2 separate regions of the Homo sapiens genome follow, and region 1 is linked to region 2. The links are chromatin contacts, found by Hi-C or POLR2A ChIA-PET in ENCODE. All regions are on one chromosome and are shown on one strand. Each heading gives the region's core, a stretch centred on a gene start or an enhancer-like site at or near the end of the contact. The rest is flanking DNA. Distances are from core to core; before and after follow the strand shown. Region 1 holds the start of ITPRIP (inositol 1,4,5-trisphosphate receptor interacting protein). Region 2 holds the start of NT5C2 (5'-nucleotidase, cytosolic II).

What was found. Hi-C counts contacts between places; a loop is a spot of excess contacts on that map. ChIA-PET counts read pairs that join two places held with the same protein, here RNA polymerase II (POLR2A). Pooled maps may share reads with other maps.
Region 1: a pooled map shows a loop between it and region 2 (4-fold over the local background). The contact joins the promoter of ITPRIP here to the promoter of NT5C2 in region 2. A Hi-C loop is called at or near these places in 6 of 50 pooled maps. POLR2A ChIA-PET finds 5 or more read pairs at or near these places in 2 of 52 experiments (PC-9 and activated CD8-positive, alpha-beta memory T cell).

What each region holds. Positions count from the first base shown.
Region 1 is chr10:104,333,920-104,340,509 of GRCh38, forward strand. It overlaps ITPRIP (inositol 1,4,5-trisphosphate receptor interacting protein), which reads right to left and starts at 4,546. Exons shown (of 2, transcript NM_001272013.2): 1 at 4,327-4,546. It also overlaps a transcript of CFAP58 not described here. RefSeq lists enhancers at 3,224-3,423, 6,172-6,466 and a cis regulatory region at 5,689-6,590.
Region 2 is chr10:103,188,121-103,194,998 of GRCh38, forward strand. It overlaps NT5C2 (5'-nucleotidase, cytosolic II), which reads right to left and starts at 5,152. Exons shown (of 19, transcript NM_001351169.2): 1 at 5,116-5,152. RefSeq lists enhancers at 3,893-4,581, 4,582-5,268 and a silencer at 4,967-5,246.

The DNA of each region.
Region 1 (6,590 bases), core at 3,296-5,795, 1.1 Mb after region 2:
CAGTCTGCGCCAGGCACGGTGCTCAGAGCCTTCTGTGCATCGTCTGGGTCAACCCTCCCCACAGCCCTGAGGGTCATCCCCATTTTACTGATGATGTTACCGAGACTTGAAGAATCAAGGCACCTGCCCAACTACTGAGAACGCCCAACCACCGAGTGGTGGAGCCAGGACTCAACTCAAGTCTGCCCCACTTCAAAGCCCGTGCAGTCACACCGCCTTGGCTCTGGGCACCTGGAGATGTGGCTCATTAAAGATGAGCCATGAAGGGCCTGGACAGAGACCAGAAAGAGCCCTTTAAATCTAAAGAGGCCAGCTGAGCAGGGCAGGCTGCCTGAGGCAGCCGAAGCAGGCACTGCTTTAGGAATGCTTCACCCCCTGGCCTACGCAGGGGATGCAACAACTGGCCAGCCTTGGCCCAGCCTCCATGCTGATTGGGGACCACGTGTCTTTGCTCTATGCTTGGCTTTCTATTGATCCATCCAGGTTACCGGATCATCCTCTTGATTTGCATATAGCACTTACTCTCATGGCCTGGCCCTACAACTCTGAGATTGTACAGTAGTTATCGAATTTACGCAAATGCAAATCTATGTCTCTGGGAGCTAATGCTTGCAAAGCACTAAACAAATAGGTAAATAAAATAAAAAATTACTACATTATGAGAGAGGAAAGGGAGAAATGCTACCAGGATTTCTCAGGGAAATACTGCCCTTGAGGCACTGGCCAAGGAGATGCCCATAGCCAGGCTGACCTGAGTATCCAGTCTACCTGGCAGCTATCTTTCTGCTGGTGAGAGGGCCGCAGAGGTAGACAAAGCCCTGCACTATTGGACATCACTGTCCCCCACCCTCACCCCATGCTGCTCCTGCCTGGTTCTGACTCCAGCTTTGATAAGCGCAGTCCACCTTCTGGTCTTTGGTTTCCCATATGGCTTGTCTAGGACGCAGGGAAGAGACGACATTCAGTCTGTGTGATGTTTGCGAAGTCTCCTTGCAAATTAATAAACCAGCATTCTGATTCGTACACCCTCTTCTGGGAGCTTTCTCAGGGTGAATCAGTAGCTTGAGTCCAAACCACTCTGAAAATTATGGAAATTGGGTTTCTGAGCGGGCACAGCTAAGAGCCATGCCCTGGGACAGGTGACGTGATCCAGGTAAACACCACCCTCTGAGCAATCTGCTGGGCACCAGCTGGCCCCTCCCAGGAGGCATCTTGACTTCCTCACTGATGAGAAGCCTATTTTGTTTAAAGTGCCTATCGACAGTACATAGTGAAATGCTCGGTTCCAGCTAATTAAGCGCTCAGCTGTACGGTGTGGAAACTAAGAGATCATGTATATGGAACTGTGAAATGGAGTTTCAGGAAGGGTTCTTGGACGAACTTGAGAAGGGCATTTGTGGGTGAATGGGACTTCAACAAGGAAGCAAGAGACCACAGATGGGGATTAGGGGTTTGGAAGGTCAGGACAGTTGTCTCACCTCCTTCCACTCGCTCTCTGCCTAGGTCAGGACCCTGCGTGCAGCCACCGCCGTTTCCCTCTGAGCCACACCTGGGGGCACTTACTCATCACCCTCATGCCAGGCCCCAAACTGGATCTGCCACCTCACACCGCCCAGAGATTAAGGAAAGTCACTTGATTCTTGGGCCAGGCTCCCCATCAGCCATCAAGGCCCGGCTTGCCTCTTTTCTTTCCTCCTCTGCCTCCTGCCAGATGAATTTCCCCTCCTTCCTCCACCTGGACTGAGAATGGGTATTTCCTCCTTTGACAGAGAAAGAAAAAGGCAACTGTTCTTCCCCCTTTCCCACGAGGGTTCCCAATTAAACTAGCTTTTTAAGCTTAAGTTGCTTCTTGGTCTATGAATGCCCAGTGATTAAGACTCACCTTCCAGGCTCTGGAACACTTAACATCCCTGTGCCTCAGTTTCCTCATCTGTAAAATGGAGTTAACAATACCTAACTCATACGGCTACTGTGAGGATTAAATGAGTTAATACAGGCTAAGTACTTTTGGGGAAAAAAAAAAAAAGCCTGGCGAATGTTAAGCCCTCAATAGTGGTTGTTTATCAGGGCTGCTGTGTGAATGGTGGACCAGGCAGTGTACTGCTTAAGGCACCTGGCTGAGGGGTGAGGATAAATCCAGCTCACATGCCACTTATCCAGCTATATGGCTTGGCTATGTCCACTCAAGTAAGGCCAGTATTTCTAAGAGGCATCAAGCCCCATCCTCTTGCCAAGACAGAGCACCTTATTCTAATTCATGCGAAGGACTGAATAGGCTAGCAGCAGCCCTGGAGGTTATCATGAACAGTTCTCAGCATCCTCCTGGCTCTGTACCCCTCCCCAGCAAGACTGGATGAGAGAAGGGTCCAGGATGGCCTGGTGTCATCCATAATAAAGTCCTGCTTCTCAGCTCCCAGAACACTTGGAGCACCCACCCCTTCCAAGCAGATTCTCCATTAAAGCCCCACAGGCTGCCGTGCCACCTCAACCCTACTGGGGCAGACTCTCAACTCGAAACATGGAACCTGAGTCTTGGACTCTGAAAGCACCTTCTCCTGCCCAGTTATTTTTTTTTGGGGGGGGGGGGGCAGCGGGGCATTGGGGGGTAGGTTAAAGACAGGGTCTGAACTCTGTCACCCGGATGGAGTGCAGTGGCACGATCCTAGCTCCAACCAAGTGATCCCAACCAAGTGATCCCAGCTCTAAGCCTGGAACTCCTGGGTTCAAGCAATCCTCCCACCTCAGCCTCCCAAAGCTCTGGGAAGACAGGCAGCCACCCAGCCCAGACTCTTTCCTAACTGTTGATGGCTACCTGTCTCTGCTGATAGCTGTGAAAGGAAAATACAACCTTAGGACCCCAAGCTCAGGATGCCAAAGGGAAAAGTTAAGCTTGGGAACTCAGTCATGCAAAAAACAAAACCGAAAACAAAACTGCATTCCTTTTGTTGCCAAACAGATAGCTATAATTTCACATGCTTACTTTATCTTACGTAAAATGTAGATTTACTGAGCATGAGAAGAATGCACCCAGGGAGAGCAGAGAGTCAGTATAACTACTTCATGGTTACCCACAAGTGGAGAAAATCCGAAGGCAGAATGGCCCAGAGCAGCCGCAACATACAGGGAATTAGCAAACAATGAAAGCCACTTAGGCACGAGGGCTGGAGGGAGGACTCAAAAACACAGCCTATTCTGTTTTCGTAAGGAGGAAAGACAGTAATCCACTTTTCTGATACTCTATTTTCAGGGCTCACCTGGGCCTAAAACTGCACCAACCACAGATGAACTTTAGCTGGCAGTCAGATAGACTCGGTTTGTAAAAGGCAAGAGCACTGGGTCATATCCAAAAAAAGAACAAGAAAATAGACCGCGACCCCGATTTAGATCCAAAAGACCAGAGTCCAGATTGCGACCAATATCTGGTACTCTACTGTTTGTGAAATGAGACCAGTATCTGGTACTCTACTAGTTGTGAAAGGGTGCTTTTCTCATACCAGCAGAGGGGCAAAAGGCAAAATGAGGCCCCTGCCTGGTTCCGTAAAATATTTTACCTTCCTGGTCGGTGGCTTTTTTTTTCTTTTTCTTTTTCTTTTTTTAAGAGAAAGCGTTTTGGATGGGGAGTCCCGCCCCGGGAGTCTTCACCAGGCGGCCAGAATGGCAAAGTCACAGGGATGGGGTTGAGGGTGGGGTTAGGGGTGAAGGGGCAGAGAGTTATTTGCAGCCCAAGAGCAAGTCTGCACAGCGTGAGGTCTGGCCCACTAATAGTCCCGAAAGAGGAAGCGGCGGGGATTTTATCCGGCCTGAAGCAGCCCCATAACTTCACTACCATGAACCGAGAAAAAAAAACTTCACGCCTATTCCTCCCTTACAGGAAGGGAGGGAAGGGGAAGGGGAAAAGGGGGCAGCAAATGAGCAGGGCGAACCGGCTTTTCTTTCTTCGGTAGCGCTCTGCTCAGATGTGAGAAGTAACGGGTCACCTGGCCACTAGGAACAAAAATGTGGTCCCGCTCTGGGCTCCGAGGCTGCGCGCGCCTCGAGGAGGAGCTGCCCGCAGCCCTGGCTGGAGCGAGCGCCCGGGACGCATCCCCCGACGCGGCGGGAACAGGATGCGGGACCGCGAGGAGACAATACGCCCGCCTGGGCACGCGCGCTTTAAGGGAAGGGGGTCTCCAAAGTCAGCCCCCACCCGGGAGGAGCAGGCGCCCGCGCTCCCCACACCCTCCTGCGCCCCCTCTGTCGGCAGCCATCTCCGACACAGCTCCTCCGAGCTCGCGCTCTCCATCGCGCCCTTCTTCCTTCAGCACACTAGGCTGCCCTGGGACTTACGATTGGCTTGGGTCCCCGGTCCCGGTCCCCGCCGCGGGAGGACGGCTCCAGCACAGGCTTTGCGCGCAGGTCGAGGGCCGAGGCGCCGCTGCTTGCAGGCGGCTGCGGTGGAGCTTGCGGCCCGGCACTTAGAGGGGCGCGGGCGGCGATGCCCCCGCTGGCTCCCACCTTCTGGCCTGCAGCGGCCGGCTCTACTGAACTTCAGAGTTACTCATTTCCTGGATGTCACAAAAACTTTTTCCTCCTTATAAGAACAAAACACCCGCCTCTACCCGCGGCCCCGGAAGCTCCTTAAGGAGGACCGTGTGGGTTTCGGTGGTTGGGCCCAGGATCCGCCGGGAAGACCTTCCCAGTGAGCCCCCAGAAACTTCCCCGGCACGGCAGAACTGGAGAGTGACTGGGAGAGACGGAATCAGGCCAGTGGAGTAAACTGGAGCGAGTGGACAGGGGCGCGGGGAGGACGCCCTTAAAAGTCGTCCTAAGCCGCGGAGCGGAAGGGGTTAAGTCCTTACCAGTCGGGGAGAGTTTTCTGCGGCGCGTTTTACAAGTGGCGGAATTCCTGGGGCCACCTATTTAGTCTCTTGGAGGAAAATATAACTCTAGACAAAACGCCAGCCTTTTTCTCTTTTGCAGCTTGAAAGGATTAAAATAGCTTACTACCGTTTTTTTTTTTTTTTGAGAAGGAGTTTCGCTCTTGTTGCCCAGGCTGGAGTGCAATGGTGGCGCTATCTCGGCTCACCGCAACCTCCGCCTCCCGGGTTCGAGCGATTCTCCTGCCTCAGCCTCCCGAGTAGCTGGGATTACAGGCATGTGCCACCACGCCCGGCTAATTTTGTATTTTTAGTAGAGAAGGTGTTTCTCCATGTTGGTCAGGCTGGTCTCGAACTCCCTTCTCGGCCTTCCGAAGCGCCTGGGATTACAGGCGTGAGCCACCGCGCCCGACTTTTATGATAATCAAATGCATGGTTGCTTTTCTCCGGGATTAACCGGGCACAAAGGAGAACAGTGACCGGATACTGTACGGGACAGGCGCGGTAGTTTCTGGTTACTGTTGTGACGGTAGATCAAGTGTTACTACCCCTATGTTAGAAACGAGAGAACTGAGGCCTGGAGGAGCAGCAGCAGCGTTCTGGTCGAGCTTAATAGTTTATGAAATCCATAACTTCTATTGTCTTCCCTTTGACCTGCCCAAATCCTACCATCAGTACAAAAGGCAGAGCAGGGTTTGAATGAATTCTCCATTAAGCGGCTTTGGGGGCACCAAATGCCAGTGAAGGCACATTGGGGAAATTGGAACACAGTGTCCAAAATGATCACCATTGCTACTGCTATTTGGTCTTAGATCACCTTTTTTTCGTCTTTTCCTTTAACACTCGCCTGGAAGACTTTTTGGCTGAGTCTGAAAGATAAACAGGCAATGAGAAAATGTTCTAAAAATAGACTCCCTGGCCCTTGGCCCAGGGTACTTTTGTTTTCAAGTTTCTACTGCTGCTCAAATTCTTTCCTTACGTAAGAGGTTATGGCAGAATTTTGGGGGCCAGTATGTGTGTTGGAGGTGGTGGGGGCGATCTGGGGAAACGGTCTTGAAAGAGCTGTATTTCCAAAATGTCTAGAAGTTGGTCCGGTGGGTTACTCACACCCTCCGCAAAGCAGGTGGGGGAAATTTCTGTGAAGTAAGAGCGCTGGGCTGAGCTTTGTCATCCTTGGGCTAAGAGTTCAGCGTTGTGCTGGAATGCCAAGGTTAGTGCTTGAATGCCCTCTGGGATTGTCATCCCGTCTGCAAAGTTGTTTCAGCAATTTCTAACCAGCCATGTATATTTATATAAGGAATATTTATTATATTTGTTTTGCTTTTAACCTGATGATTTCACCTTCTGTGTTCTGATTGGTTCCTGTCTGTTCTAAGGTCCACCCTTCTACCTGGCTTGTAAGTCGTTCATGAACTGGCCTCTGCTTATCTCACCAGCCTCATATCTCACTCTGTGTCCCACACAAAACTCCTTGCAGTTCTTGGAACCTGTGCTTCCCAGAACGTGATATGCTCTTTGATATGCTGTTTGCATGATATGCTTTTTCTCTCCCCTTGGATATTCATATGTACTCTACTTTCTGCCTGCCACAGCCACCCCACCTCCTCCTCCAAACTGTCACCCCAGTGCACATGCATGTTATTTTGCCCGACTAATTGTATGCTCAGTCTTCCTGTCTCAGAACAGGCAGTTACTCCTTCAGGAAGTCTTCCTGGAACCCTCATGTCTGGATTG
Region 2 (6,878 bases), core at 3,902-6,401:
CCGAGGCAGGTGGATCACGAGGTCAGGAGTTCGAGACCAGCCTGGCCAACATAGCGAAACCCCCATCTCCACTAAAAATACAAAAAAATTAGCCAGGCATGGTGGCGGGCGCCTGTAATCCCAGCTACTCGGGAGGCTGAGCCAGACGAATCACTTGAACCCAGGAGGTGGAAGTTGCAGTAAGCAGAGATCACGCCATTGCACTCCAGCCCAGGCGACAGTGCAAAAATCAAAAATGAATAAATAAATAAAAAATAAAGATAAACTAAGCAGAAAAAAATACGCACTGTCAATAAACCTAAATGTGAAAAAGCAAAACCATACAATTTACAGAAGAATATAGAGATGAACAGCCTTACGGATCAAAGGTAGGGAAGACTTTCTTGCATAAAAGACAAAAAATGCAAAACATTTTGGGATTCACTTTCCCCATCTGTCAAATGAAGGCATTGAACGTGGAAGACTCTCAAGTTCCCTTCCAGATGTAGAAACAGATTTATGGGTCCAGATTCTGTAGAGGTCACAGTGTTTTTTACAATTTTTTACGATCAGTTGCCCACATTTATAAATCAGAAAATTCTGTATAACATACGAATTTGGGCTGGGCGCAGTGGCTTATGCCTATAATCCCAGCACTTCGGGAGGCTGAGGTGGGCAGGTCACCTGAGGTCAGGAGTTTGAAACCAGCCTGGCCAACATGGTGAAACCCCATCTCTACCGAAAACACAAAAATTAGCCGGGCACAGTGTCACATGCCTGTATTCTCAGCATGCCTGTAGTACTCGGGAGGCAGAGGCAGGAGAATTGCTTGAACCCAGGAGGTAGAGGTTGCAGTGAGCTGAGATCGAGCCAGCCTGGGCAACAAAGTGAGACTCCGTCTCGGAAAAAAAAAAAGAGTGTGGGATGAAAGAGCCTGCTTGTACTATGTGCTTGGAAAGAGAAGACTGAAATCTGATGCCTGAAATTTAACGGCTTAAAAAAAAAAATCAGTAAGCTTGCTGAGTATTAGCATGTTTTCATTACAGATGCCCAGTGGGATATATATTTTTATAGGCTCATTAGTTTAATGGAGTTTCTTTAATGTTTTATTTTAGGTTCATCTTAAAATACTGTGAAATATTTCAAACACACAGAAAATAATATAATGATCATTTGATATGTCTACTACCCACCTTCTTTATCAAATTTTAACAATTAAAATTAAGGGCCGGGCGTGGTAGCTCACGCCTGTAATCGCAGCACTTTGGGAGGCCAAGGCGGACGGATCATGAGGTAAAGAGATTGAGACCATCCTGGCCAACATGGTGAAACCCCATCTCTACTAAAAATACAAAAATTAGCTGGGCGTGGTGGCACACGCCTTTAGTCCTAGCTACTCGGTAGGCTGAGGCAGGAGAATCGCTTGAACCCAGGAAGCGGAGGCTGCAGTGAGCCGAGATCGCACCACTGCACTACAGCCTGGCGACAGAGCGAGACTCCATCTCAAAAAAAAAAACGAAAAAAAAAACAAAGATTAAGACTGTCATAATTTTTTTAACTTTTTTCTTTTACTGTTTACTGAATTTTTTTTTTTTGAGATGCTCTGTCGCCCAAGCTGGAGTGCAGTGGCACGATATAGGCTCACTGCAACCTCTGCCTCCCAGGTTCAAGCGATTCTCGTGTCTCAGCCTCCTGAGTAGCTGGGACTACAGGTGGGCGCCATCACGCCCAGCTAATTTTTTATATTTTTAGTAGAGACGGGGTTTCACCATGTTGGCCAGGCTGGTCTCGAACTCCTGACCTCAGGTGATCCACCTGCCTCGACCTCCCAAAGTGCTGGGATTACAGGCGTGAGCCACCGCACCTGGCCGGTTTGCCGCATTAATTTTGTGGCTTTCTTTTTTTTTTTTTTTTTTTTTGAGACAGAGTTTCACTCTTGTCACCCAGGCTGGAGTGCGTGGCGCAATCTCAGCTCACTGCAACCTCCGCCTCCTGGGTTCAAGCGATTCTCCTGCCTCAGCCTCCCAAGTAGCTGGGATTACAGGCATGCGCTACCACGCCTGATTAATTTTTGTATTTTTAGTAGAGATGGGGTTTCACCATGTTGGCCAGGCTGGTCTCAAACTCCTGACCTCAGGTGGTCATTCACTCCGCTCTAATTGCAAAGAATCCATGTAGCATACTTGTAAACTGCTTACCAGAATTTCTCTTTCCAGTTTTATCTCAGACTACTGCTCTACCAAACCCTTTTAGTGAGAACAATCTATTAATCATACCCTCAATACATCCACTTCAGCATCTTCTCCCTACTCTGAAGTGTTACTGTTTTTCCTGATCCCACCAAGCTACATTAATATTCCTTCACTCTGAGCAAAAAAAACTAACATTTATAGAGAACTTAATGTGTGCCAGTATCACTTCAACTGAATTATTCTATTTAATCCACATAACTCTGTAAAATTTGTTCTATTTTTCCCTTCTCAAGGTGAGAGAAACTGAGTGAGCTTGTCTAAGGTTAACTGAGTTCCCCGAGGTTGCATGATGTTAAGTAGCAAGCCAGACTACAAAATCCGGGCCCTTAAATAAATGCAATGTCTCCTGGCTGAAAGTATGACTGCCTTTACTGCTCACGTCACTCAACATATGCCTTGTGATAGTTAGTATTTTGTGTTAAATGTCTAAAAACCTCAAAACATTACAACACTTATTCAACAAAAATTTACTAAGAGCCTGTGTGCCAGGCATTGTTGACTACCGGGGCACATTAGAGAGCATCTACTAATGAAGATTAGATGAATTCTCTAAATACATGGACATCCCAGAAATATTGGTAAGAGCAAAATCCCAAATAATATGTACACAGCAAGTGTACTAGATAAAAACCAGTCTATGTAAGTACTTTAAAAGAGCACAGTCATAACATGACAAAGTTGTGGGTTTTTGTTTTTGGGGATTTGTTGTTATTTACTATTTCACTGAATTAAGCTTTTGGTAAGAGAATTAAGCAACAGGGTCGGACGCAGTGGCTCAAGCCTGTAATCCCAGTACTTGGGAGGCCGAGGCGGGCAGATCACCTGAGGTCAGGAGTTCGAGACCAGCCTGACCAACTTGGAGAAACCCCGTCTCTACAAAATTAGCCAGGCGTGGTGGCGCATGCCTGTAATCCCAGCTACTCGGGAGGCCGAGGCAGGAGAACTGCTTGAACCCGGGAGGTGGAGGTTGCAATGAGCCAAGATCATGCCATTGCACTCCAGCCTGGCCAACAAGAGCAAAGCTCCGTCTCAAAAAAAAAAAAAAAAGAGAGAGAGAGGAAATACTTAAAAAAAAAAACCTGTGTTTTATGTACTCCTCTTTCCCCATAAAACAGGAGAAATAGCCTAGAGAAAGATTAATGAGCACCTCTGTGCCTAACATTCTATTGTAATCTGGCTTTCTTTAGGAAGATGTGATGTCTTCTGGTTAAGGGTGGCAGGTACTATAAGGGAATACTATCTATATAAATCTTCTTACAATTACAAACTTCTGAAAACTTGTAGCTGATGGTAAATTTTCATACAATGGCATCAAACCTTTGAACTGAAAGGAATCTTGCATAACATCTCCTTCAGAACCCCCCCCACTCCACCCCGCGCCCCTCCACCTTATTTTACAGATTTGTTGGTTACTAAATCCTAAAACCTTAATTCTGGGTCAATGAGAGTAATGCAGCTACCTATACTGTTGAAATGTAGTGGTTTACACTGCAATGGAAATGCACTTCAGAAATAAGTCTGTGTATGCTAGTATCAACCCTGCATGTGGAGTTTTTATTTTAATTACTAACCAGCTATGTTTTCTTGAACTTAACCTTTTTTGTTCTTTTTTTTTTTTCCACTCTCAGCTCACACCTATTTTTTTTCTCTTTTCGAACTTCACCCTTTCAGGCCTGGATGTCTTCATCTGGATAAATTCTAACCGTTGTTGAAAAGCCATGTGGTAAATATTTTTGAAACCTAAAGCCTTCTCTACGCAATAACACTAAGTTTTCATGGTAAATGACACAGTTTCAATATTCTCCCTTTCACATTATGGTCAGTAGTTTGCATTCGTTGCTTGAAGAGGCGAAATGAATAGTCTACAGACACTGGGAACCAAGTACAGCTCAATCCTGAAGAACTCATCGGCCCCTGGACGGGCGCGCACACACCCCCCTGTAATGGTGACTAGTCATTTCGGGGCGCTGTACTTCAGAGCACGACCCCCCTCAAACATCAAGGCCCTAAAGGTGAAAGCCCAGGAAAACGTCGATTCGGACAGCAGCCTCTACCTGCTGCTTTTAGAAGCTGTGGCCTGCCGGAGTCAAACCCCCAAAACGTTTTTCTTAAACTAAGGGTTCAGGCCTCAGATCGGCATCTCGCCCTCTCCGATTTCAGGAGCCCCGAAAAAAGGAGAAGAATAGGCCGCCACTGAACGGCTCAGCCCCCTGACCAGGAGCTGTCCGGATGTTTTTTGTGGCGGCTTGCAATTCGCTGTGACCTTTCCAGGAAGTGTTGCACACGGGCGTGTGGCAAACGAGCTGGCCGTTTCTCGCGGTCCTGCTAAAACGCTGTCAACCTGGCGCTCCACCAGAGGCCCCTTGGCTTCTCGGGAGGCGACCGAGGAGCTCTGGGGGCGGGGAGGCTTTTACAAGAAGCGAAAAGACGGCCTCAGGGGTGGCCGGGAACAGCCTGGAATCAGCTGGAGGACGTCAGCAGGACTGAGGAAAGGGCTACCACCAGCGTGAGGAAAGGGGGGAAGAGGGCGGAACGCGGCGAACGGCCGCGCTGGGAGGCTGAGGCGGGGTCCCAGCGAGCCGGCGGCTGGGAAACAATGGCGCGAGCGTGACGTGGGCCGGAGGCGTCGCGGCGGCGCGGAGGAAGGGGCTGCCGTGGGGCGGGGGCCGCACCGAGGGAGTTGGGAGGCGTGCGGCGTCCGCGAGCGCGCTGGCGGGGACTCGGCCTAAGGAGAGGGGCCTTGGGGCCATGGTCCCTGGGGGCCGGGGGCGGGGGCAGGCGGCGGCCGCTACCCTGGGGTCGCGTGTTCGGCCGCGCACCTCCCCACCTAGCTCCCCGTTCGCCCGCTCCTTCCCCGCCCGCCCACGGGGCCCGCCGCACTCACCGGCTCCAGCGCACCGCAACAATCCCAGCGCGCAACTGCCGCAGCCGCCTCAACGCGCGCCCTCCCCGCCCCCGCCGCCCGGCACCGCCCCGCGCCGCCCCTCTGCTCGCGCCCGGCCAGGGACCGGCGCGCTGTTCCGTCCCCCAGCTCCGCCGCAGAGTTCGGCGAAGCCGACGCTCCCTGACCGCGCTGCGTCTGTCTGTCCCGCGGGTCTGGAGATCTTCAAACGATGGAACACCGGCTTTGCCCTTCTGAGGGTCTCCATCCCTTGGCATTCTGCCTGCGCCCCTCAGCCTGGCCCTGGGCTAACCTCTCCACTGTGTCTCATTCAGAAGAAGCTTTTCCTTGGGAGGAGAGGGCATCCTTTTTCCCAGTCACAGAATGTTTTGGTCTAATGGACCTCAAGGCCCCTCATGCGTCCACACCCCCATGGCACCCTCGAATCCCCTTGATGGCTAAAAACACCAGCTTTGAAGTTTGTCAGAACGAGTTCCAGTCCCAGTACCACCACTTACAAACTGTAACCTCGGGCGAGGTACCTGACCTCCTATACCTGGTGCCCACATTTGTAGCACCAGGATAGGGAACAACAGTCCCCACATCAAAGGGTGTTGACGGGATGAAATCACACAATATAGGTGAGGCCCTCAGCAGGATCCTGGCACACAGTAAGCACTCAATAAATGTTCACCCCACCACCAGCAACTCAGCAGGAAGACTCCGCAAAAGCAGCTAGCTATTTCCAGAGGACTGAATTCCTTGGTCCGAGCAGCTCTCACCAGTGAGAAAATGTGTCTAAACTTCCACTCTCAGGGCCGAAATTCGATGCCTTGGAGCCACAGAGAACAAACGTCTAATCTCTCCTGGACCTTTGACTTTTCAGATACTTTACTTCTATCACCTCTGCCCAAGGTCTTCTCATTCCACATCAGTGTCTCCCGTTCCTTCCATTGTTCCTCCTCTGCCCTGGTTTTGAGGGTCTTTATCCCTCTCACGCAAATGGTAGATTTGACTGTGATTTCTTTAGAATACATCACCCAAGACTGAACCAAATGTTTGTGGTATCATCAGAGCAAAGCAGGACTATAGCTTCCTCCTTTTGGGACCTATCGCTTTGCACTCCTGCGATAAAGTTCTTGGCACCCATACTGTTGACTCATATTGGGCTTGCAGTCAACCAAAACCTCCGCGTCTTTTTAATAAGTGCTCCGCCAGAGCACTTCTACCCCTTCTTGTGCTTCTCAGCCAACTTCGCTTCAGGTCAGCTAAGGATAGACCTTGGGCCCCTCACCTTCTAAATTTCTCAGGATATATGGAAAAGAGGAATAGGGGTTGGAAGCTGGCATAACACAATCTTTAAACCAAGTGCATTTGAAAAAAGGCCAGGGTGGCGGGGCGTGGTAGCTCACACCTGTAATCCCATCACTTTGGGAAGCCAAGGCAGGTGGATCATTTGAGGTCAGGAGTTCAAGACCAGCCTGACCAACATGGCGAAACCCCATCTCTACTAAAAATACAAAAATTAGCTGGGCATGGTGGCACGCACCTGTAGTCCCAGCTACTCGGGAGGCTGAGGCAGGAGAATCGCTTGAACCCGGAAGGCGGAGGTTGCAGTGAGCCAAGATCACGCCACTGAACTCCAGCCTGGGCGACAGAGGGAGACTCCATCTCCAAAAAAAAAAAAAAAGAAGAAACGAAAAAAGGCCAGGGTTTGTGTCTAAACACTATGGTACTGAGAGAAAAACAAATATAGAGACACACAC